Regions from separate parts of the Homo sapiens genome. Here region 1 is linked to region 2. Evidence: chromatin contacts called from ENCODE Hi-C data. All regions are on one chromosome and are shown on one strand. Each heading gives the region's core, a stretch centred on a gene start or an enhancer-like site at or near the end of the contact. The rest is flanking DNA. Distances are from core to core; before and after follow the strand shown.

Evidence for each region. A loop is a pair of places that touch in the nucleus more often than their neighbours do. Pooled maps may share reads with other maps.
Region 1: a loop to region 2 is called in a map with no recorded cell type, with 2.0 times the contacts of the local background. The contact joins two enhancer-like sites. A Hi-C loop is called at or near these places in 2 of 37 single-sample maps with no recorded cell type and 1 of 50 pooled maps.

What each region holds. Positions count from the first base shown.
Region 1 is chr18:36,627,169-36,631,648 of GRCh38, forward strand. The region is part of intron 10 of FHOD3 (formin homology 2 domain containing 3); the gene reads left to right. Among named protein-coding and RNA genes, the nearest start is that of TPGS2, 200 kb to the right of the region's middle. Within about 2 kb of position 2,248, at least 3 of the 41 ENCODE cell types and tissues checked have a DNase peak (open chromatin) inside an H3K27ac peak, as active enhancers do.
Region 2 is chr18:35,807,641-35,812,081 of GRCh38, forward strand. No RefSeq gene overlaps it. Among named protein-coding and RNA genes, the nearest start is that of MIR187, 95 kb to the right of the region's middle. Within about 2 kb of position 2,236, at least 2 of the 41 ENCODE cell types and tissues checked have a DNase peak (open chromatin) inside an H3K27ac peak, as active enhancers do.

The sequences.
Region 1 (4,480 bases), core at 998-3,497, 820 kb after region 2:
GAAAAAGCCCTCGAAGCTCTCTTCCAGCTGGCTTGAGAAGTTAACATGAAGAGAATTGAGGAAATTGTACACAATCCTCTGAAAAAGGCCTGTATATAAAGCCACCGAAGATGCTGAGGGTAGGAGTTAGGTGGACCTTGTCAGTAGTACTTGGTGTTCTCCTGCTTCATCATGTTTGTTCCTTGTCTGTTTCTTGCTGTTACACTTTTCGAGGATTCCTGTGTTGTGAGTTCAGGTGACAATGCTTTGCAATAGGCTGGTAAGGATGATGATACGGAAGTGGACCATCCTGGGCACGGTTCACAGTCTTGAAGTGCTGGGCTCGGTAGGATCTGAAACAGGAGGCCAGAGATGCCACTCTGAATGCTGTTTGCTTCATTCTTTTTGGAATTTCACTTTACTGGAATTATTACTTCAACATTAATTTAGTAGCATTTGAGCAAAATATACTTTGCAGCTTGTAAAGATAGGTGATGTTTTATCTATCTAGATTGATGATTATGAAGTGACTTCATTTACGAAGCCTGTTGGAGGGATTTTGCCTGTGGCCCCAAAGTGACGGCATGATTTTGATGAGGTGGGAGTGCGATAGTGGGAATGCAGTGGTGAAATGCTGATTGGGAAATGATTTCTTCCTGCATAGCTTAGTCACCTGCTCAACATCTGTGCCTCAAACAGTACCTCAGAGTCAAGTGGCTCATTGTGTTCTGTCCCCTGCAGACCTTGAAAGACACAGAAGCTGCCTCATGTACATATATGCACATTGCTCTTCATCCCTGCAAACGCCCTGGCCGCACCTAACGCTAGCTTATAGCAACATGCCTTCAGATGCCACATATGAAGGATTTGGGGCTAGATTTTATAACTCAGTCACCCAAGTGATGCCAACTTTTGTAAAGAAGGGAGAAATATGTTTTAGAAAGGGGTTCATATTGTTCTAAAAAAATATAGGGCAGTCTCCACTCAGATGGTCCTTTTGCATCATTTGAATTTAACTCTCACGATCATCCTCTGTAAGATTCAGACAGGACAGGTTTTATTAACCTCATTGTACAAGTGAGAAAACAGATGGGGCTAAGTGCCTATTCCAAATCACAGGACTAAGGGCTATGACCAAGGGCTGGGCCCTTGGCTCTTAATATCCAAAGTATACAGACTCCTTCCCAGTCAACCACATCCCAGCCAACCACTCCTAAACATATTCTTCAAGCGAGATGATTAGAGAGACAATTTGATTTACATTCCTTGTAGGTATTTTTTTGTTTGAGGTAAATACAAAAATTCAAAGACTTGGAGAGAAATGCTTAGTCTCCCTGTAGACTTAAGCCAGCTATGTGCTTTAATTCTAATAAAGACTAATAAGAGCTTGAACTCAGATTTGTTTGCTTTGGTTTCTTAGGAAATACAACTCTACACTGAGCATTTGCCCAGTAAGGTACAAGTTTATTGGTCATTGGTCAACTAAAAGCATCTTTATGGGACCATGTGTGTCATAATGAGTTTCATCTTTGCACTTAAAGTTTACAAATTTCATTGGAAGGGGAAAAAATCTTAGTGCTAGAAAGTTCTTAAAATTTAGCCCAAAGCAGGAGCCCTTTCTGTCAAGTTCCCAAGAGATGGGGTACACTTCCAGGCATGGGTGCTCTTTCTCCTGAGGTACCCCATCTGCCCTTGAACTATTCTGTTTATCCTGGTTCTTCCTCTGTTGACAAAAACAGGGCTGCTTCCTGCTCTGTGTGTCAGTCCTTCTGATACCAAACACTGCATGGGACTTAACACGTGAACTTTCAGTTTCATCCTGCTGATTTCCACACAACATTCCAAACTATAGAAGTAATTTTGAACTTCATTTAGTCACTAATGTTAACAGTTGTGCCATGCAGCTTTCAGTCATGTGTATATTTTAATATACGTGGAAGAGTGACCTGGCAGATAGTGGATGTTGACAACTGGTTAGGGAGTGGAGGGTCCAGACTAGTGCCACGTGCCTCAGCAGCAGGGTCTGCAAACTTTCTCTGTCAAGGGCCAAGTAACATGTTAAACTTGGAGTACCAGACGGTCTCTATTGCAACTACTCAACTGAATTCTGCCTTTGTAGCACGTCAACAGCCATCAGCCACTGGTACTGGCATGAGCATGGCTGCATTCCAGTGACATTTTATTTATAGACACTGAGATTTGAATTTTACATGTCATGAAATATTATTCTTTTGATTTTTTTTCAACCATTAAAAATGTGAAAACCACTCTTAGCTCACAGGCCGTATAAAAACAGGTGGTAGGCCAGATGTAGCCCACAGGCTGTAGTTTGCCAACCCCTGTCCCAAGGGTCTGGGTTTCTTGAGGGAGGTTGGGGGAAATTGGCAAAGGAGAGTATGTGGCATATGAGAGAAGAATCCACTGTGTTATGTGTGAGGGCTATGGGGAACAGTATTCTTAGATTTGGTGTTAGAGCAAGGAAGTCAAAGGAATATTCCATGAAGAGATAGAGACTATAGGGGACTTTGCTGATGGCTGATCATGAGTTCCCAGGGCACAGAGGAAGATTGAGGGGTCGGAGAAGGGCAAGAGATAAGCCAGATTGAGGGACACATGGAGAGGGAGGGGACTATGTGATGAGTCCAGGGAAGATTGGACTGTGCAGGCCGGGATTGGTCCCAGTGGTCCCTTCGGGCAGTGGTTCTTGACCGGGGTGATTTTGCCACCTAGGAGACATCTGGACACATTTTTGGTTGTTATAACTGGGACGGGGTGGTGCTGCTGGCATCTAGTGGGTGGAGTCCAGGAATGCTGTTCTACTTAGTGCAGGATAGCCCCCTGCCAAACAAATAATTATCTGTTTTAAAATGTCAGTAGTGTTGAATCTGAGAAATTCTGCCTTAGGGGAAGGCAGATCGTTGGTTATGTAATCCACATGATGCTGAGATAGAGAGTGTTTTGGCTATTGGAAAGGGTAGTTTTCTTAGAAGCATTTGGAACTCTGTGCACCTACCTTAAATATTCATGTGCATGGGTCAAAATTGACTCTTTTTCAGAGAATATAATCAGCTAAAACACAGATCTATAGAATATATTTCTAGTTTAAAAAAATCCATTGGCATTTTACAAACAAATGTCATGGAAACAGATTCCTTAAATGAGATATGAATTGTCTTTCACAGCTGACTGGTTACTCTGGGCTACTACATGGTTTACAGTAGAGTCTTTTTTTTGATTTTAAGTCCGTTTAGCAAAGTTTCACGCTTCAAATTCTCAGGAAATATGCTTGAACACTTTTAGGGGACCAAGCCTTGACTTAATCTCATGCTACTCTCAGTAACTGAAATGCCAACAAATCCAATTCTAATCGGCTTCATACACATCCATCACTCCAAAAAATTGACATAATGGAATGTGACACCAGCATAAAACAAGTTGGCAAGAGAGAACAATGATTATATAAGAGAGGTGTGACAGTCTACATCCAGGCTTCACGAACCTGTTCAGAGGAAGAGGAACCTGGCACAGTCTCACCAGAAATGTTCAAGTGGAGCTGAGGAATCTGCATTGAGAAGCAGCAGTGGGCAACTCTCCTCTTGGCTGCCGATACTTTCAACTGATGGTCAAGAAGGAAAAAAGTTACATATAAGAATTGCTAATTTTTTTCCATGTAAGTTACACTAGGGTTACAGAAAAATTGACTAATGTATGTTTCACAGAAGTCCTCATTCTAATAAATGCAAAGTGATAAGGATATATAAATGGGTCTTGTGGGAGTCAGGAGTTGTAGCCAAGCCTTGAGCTTGTAGTCAGGAGAACAGTAGTCTGACCTACAGACATACTTGACCCTTGAGCAGCAGAGAGAAGATGTGGCCTAGCCTCAGCTGGTTCCAGGAGCAAAAGAGACCATGCTTAGGTGGGCTCCAGGCCAGGAGTACTGATGCGGCAGTGGAGAGCCCACTTGAGCTGCAGGGAGAAGTCTGGCAGGGGTTTGTTGTGGGGCAGGGTGCAGAGACCAGCACTGGAAGCTCAGCCTGCACCTGGCAGAGAACAGACTACCGCTCCTAAGGAGTGGGAAGCACTCAGTCTCCACAAATCCTCACCAGAGGGGTGTTTAGAATCACTGTGGTCTTGGGCATAGGATGTGGAGGTATTGAAGCATGGGAGGGCAAGTTCAGAACCCAGCTCTCCCAAAATAGCTATGTGCCAATTTATATATGGCCATTGGCTCATAGTAGGCACTGAATAAATAGCAACTCTTTATGTTTTTAAATAAAAATGATAGGATTTAAAGATGTGGTGCCAACTGTGTGATGTAAAATGAAGAGAGTTGTACCATATAGTGCAAAGATGAATATAACAGTAACAGCCACAACAACAGCTAGCCTTTACGGAACACTTAATCATCTGCCAGGCAGTATGCTAAGCACTGCAAGTGTACAAACTCCATTTTTGCTATTATGTCACGATATAGGTACTGTAATTAATGCTGTGTGACAGG
Region 2 (4,441 bases), core at 986-3,485:
CAGAAAAGAAACATTGCAGTAATATCAGGGCAGCCACCTCCAATAGCACCTGCCAAATTGTAAGTGGAGATTTTCTTCTGCCAACATTATTCTCCATTCCCCTACCGTTAGGGAACTGGCTGAATTTTCTTCTTCGTATGTAATACAGTATTCTTTTTTTTCTGACAAGGTATAATAACTATAGTGTCAAATAGTAACACGTTAGAAGAAATAAACATAACATAGACAAAAGAAGGCTTCAGTGTTTGCTGAATGCACCAACTGCATGGGTCTCCAGTGTTCCAGGGTTGATTTATATCATCATTAACTGCTCTTTTTCCCATCACCCCATTCCCTCCCATGCTCCCTGGAGGTCCCAGCACAGCAAATGCTTTTGCAAGTTCCCATGAAAGATTCCCCTCAAGCTCCCAGCCCCTATCCACCAGGCCTGGGTCTGTGCATCTGTGTGTTTCCAGGGCATGGCTTGTGCCTGGGGAACTGAAGCATTGAGCCATGAGCCTCACCAGGAAGGACTCGTAGCCTGGCTCCCAGCAGATGGTGGCAGTTGTCTGGGGGTGTGAATGGCACTAGCTGTTCCTGTTCATCTGACCTCCTTGCACAGGCACTGACAATCTGTGGGAACAGGACAGTCCTCTCAGTCTGATTGGAGGGTCTCATTATCACTGCTGCTCAGGGCTCTCCTTACTAACAGGTAAGTTCTATAATCATAACAAATAGAGTTTTTAAAAAGAAAAAAAAGAGTTCTGGTCTCATCACATCTGAGATGGGCAGGGAGAAGTAAAAGAATAAAAGCCTCTCCCTTCAATGGTTCTCAAACTACTTGGTAAGAATTGGCCTTTGGATGAAGAACTTTATTTTTTAAAAAGTGTGTGTGTGTATGTATGTGTGTGTGTGTGTGAGAGAGAGAGAGAGAGAGACAGACAGACAGACAGACAGGGGGTCTTGCTCTGTGGCCCGGGCTGGAGTGTAGTGGCACAATCATAGCTCACTGCAGCCTTGAGTTCCTAGGCCCAGGGAATCCTCCCACCTTAGCCTCCCAAGAAGCTAGGACTAAAGGTGTGCACTGCCACTTTGCCTGGCTAATTATTTTTATTTTTTACAGAGGGGGGGTCTTGCTGTATTGCCCAGGCTGGTCTTGAACTCCTGAGCTCAAGCAATTCTCCCGCCTCAGCCTCCCAAACCACTGGTATTACAGGTGTCAGCCACCGTCCCTGGCCTGGATGGAGGAATTTAATACAGGAAATTGGTTCATCAGCTGACAGAAGAATTTACGATTTAAATAGGGGAGAGGAGAAAGGCAGGGATTAGCCACAGAAGGAAGCCAATAATACATGAAGGCCCATGAAAAAGGGAAGCGGAAGTCGTTACTAGAGGCCAAAACCAGCAGATGCTGAAACTGGTGGGATAGCCCTGTGGGAGCTGGGACCCTAAGGGAAGGGCTGTCTGGAAGAAACTGGAGCCATGAAGGAAACACAGCCACCAATGCTGAGATGCAGGAAGCCAAGCAAAAGGGCAAAAAGCACCAGGCAGTTCCTTTCCTTCCTCCCTCTAGTTTTCCACCAGGCTTCCCATGGGCCATGCCTACTAGAAGCCATGGAGTAAAGGAGCCTGGGAAATGCAGTTCCCTGTGATCAAAAAGAAGCACAGAGGAAAGGCTGGCATGGATCTGAGGCACAATGGGTGCCTAGTCTTTTTTTATGCCCCAGTTTGTAGATCCAGAAGGCTAAGACCAGGAGATTAGATGATCATGCCATGAAAAACTCCAGCTTAGCCCTGCTGGCACCATCACACCCTTGGAGAAGAAGAAAGAGTACGCTCAGATACAGGGATGAAAGAAGGTCCCAGAAAGAACTGGGGAGTCTCAAGGGCTGAGAGAACCACAATATGAGTTTGCTGGGCTCCTAAGTATGTTTGGGGTCTGGAGTCTAAGGGATGAGGTTGTCTTGGACAGCAACAGAAATCAAAATCCTCAAATTCCATTAGGAGACCTGGGGTAGAGGTGGTCCATGATAAAGCAGAGAGAGAGAAGTCAGACTGGGGCTTCCAGCTATATAAAGGTGATTTTGTAACCATAACATATGCTTGCATTGGACAATCTATATGTTCCTTGAACTGCTAAGGCTTTACACTATAATGAAATTGCCCTTGCCTTTCATAAAGTTGGTGGGGACAGGGGGAAGGGTGTGCTGTTGTGGGTTGAGATAGCTTCATGGTTATGAGTCCAGGCTGGCCGCAGCTGCTGTGACAGCCCCATAAACATGATCTAACCTTTCCATTTCCTCTTTCAGAAGATGCGGTTGCTAACACCTTCCTCACAGAGCTGTTGTAAGGATTACATGAGACAAATGGATTTAGCCATGAAGCACTCAGCCCAGAGCCTGGCTCCCAGAAAGTGCTCACCTAACACAGGTCTGGTCTGCAGGAGAGAGAATTCTCTCACAGCCTCCAGCAGACCACCCATCACCAAGGACCCCTGGGGGCCTCCAGCTGAGCCACTGAGAACATGCAGTGAGGAACAGTTTCCTTGCCCACAGCAGGGTGAATGCAGGAGCCCAGAGCAGACTGAGGTTGGCAAATACCTTCCCAGCCTGTGGCTCCTTAGTCACACACACACACACACACACACACACACACACACACACACACCACAAACACAGACCCACAAATCACAGCCTGTCAAGACAGTCCCAGAAGCAAAAGGAGATGAGAAGAATGTACCTTTGCTGGCAAAATTTACAGCATTCAGATGCCCATGAAAGCCTTGTGGTATGATGTGTATTATTATGTGGGAAAAAAGAAAGAAAGAGCCTCACAGAGACAGCTCTGCTGTGCTGTTCCCACCGTCGAGGATGCTGCTGGTCACAGATTACATTAAAGTAAAATATAAACAAATGCTTTAACAAACATGTAAGTAAAATTTAAGTGTTTTTAAACATTTAAACTCCAAGCAGGATACAGAGGGCATCCCGATGAGGGGACAGCCCAGCACAGGGTCTCTGAGTCCAGGCATCAGCAGGGGGAGGGGTGGGCCAGAGAAGGGAGATTGGCTAACTACTGGTGGATTACCCAAACAAGTGGATGTATTAAGGATGATGCCAGGTTCCTCATTGCCAGAAAAAGAGCGCTACAAATCAGGAAGGAGACAACTAGAATGAACCTATGGTGCTGAATTTGGGAGTATCAGAGTGTGTGTGTGTGTGTGTGTGTGTGTGTGTAAGTAAAGAGAGAGAAATATAGATACAAATGTTTATGTGTGTGTGTGTGTGTATAAGAATACATATATGTATTTCGTAGCTCTTCCCAGCCCTGGGAGCAGTGACACCCCAAAAGCAATGAGCACACTTAGACCCAGACATTCACTTTTAAGTACCATTTCCTGCTAAAAGAACCCAGGGCTTCTTGGAGAAGTTACTGGTTCCAGGGCTGGAACAGAGAATATACGAGGTGAACCTGGAGCATCTTGTTGTGCTAGAAAGCAGGAAAATGCTCAAACAACAATAATAAGGATCTGTCAAAAGGACTGCAGCCTACAGGCCAAATCTAGGACAATTTGAGCATCAAAATAAATGTCAATGCCTGTAGTTGAACCATTTGGGTTCATTACCCCTTACAGCGAGGAAGAATGCACACCATGGGGACTATGGTGGAAGGGATCTCAGTAAGAAGATTTCAGAAAAAAACCTATTATAGGATTAGGCAGTGGTTTGGGAGGGTTTTGGGAGAGTCCAGGAACTTGGCTTCACGTGGATTGCACATTGTCAGAAAGTAGGGACGATGCTATGACTGGACACCTCAATAAACCTTCTATACAGGAAAAACAAGCTAGAGCAGATAATGCTGGAATGGTCAAGAAGCAGTGGTCTCTTATTAGCCAGGAGACAGGGATGGGATTGTATGGATTGCATCTTGGTTTTGTCCATACCTAGACAAATTTATGAAGTGGCCCTGTTTTGTCTTAATTTACCTCGGTCTCAGAGTGACCTTCTCTGACATTGATGTTGTGTGAGACGGTTTATGTCCAACAGACATCTAGAAGCACCAGGCCAGCTTCTAATAACACTGAGTCCTGTTGCAAGTGTCAGACTGGTTCCCAGGTTTCAGGGACTACCTTTTTCTTTCTCAGTACTAATGGATTTATTTATTTTACCCGTGGAGTGAAATAAAGATCTAGGATTCCAAACAGATATAAAGTAATTATTTAATTAACTAAAATGGAAGAATGGTGAGAAATGGGATTTTTAAAAAATAGACTTTATTGTTAGAGCAATTTGAGGTTTACAGGAAAATTGAGGGGGAAGTACACATTCCTGTATTCCCTTACTCACCCCCGACTGTTTCCCCTATTTCCTATCTTGCACATTTGTTACAGTTGATGAGGCAATATTGACACATTATTTTTAACAAAAGTTCACAGTTTACATTAGGACTCTGAGTCATACAT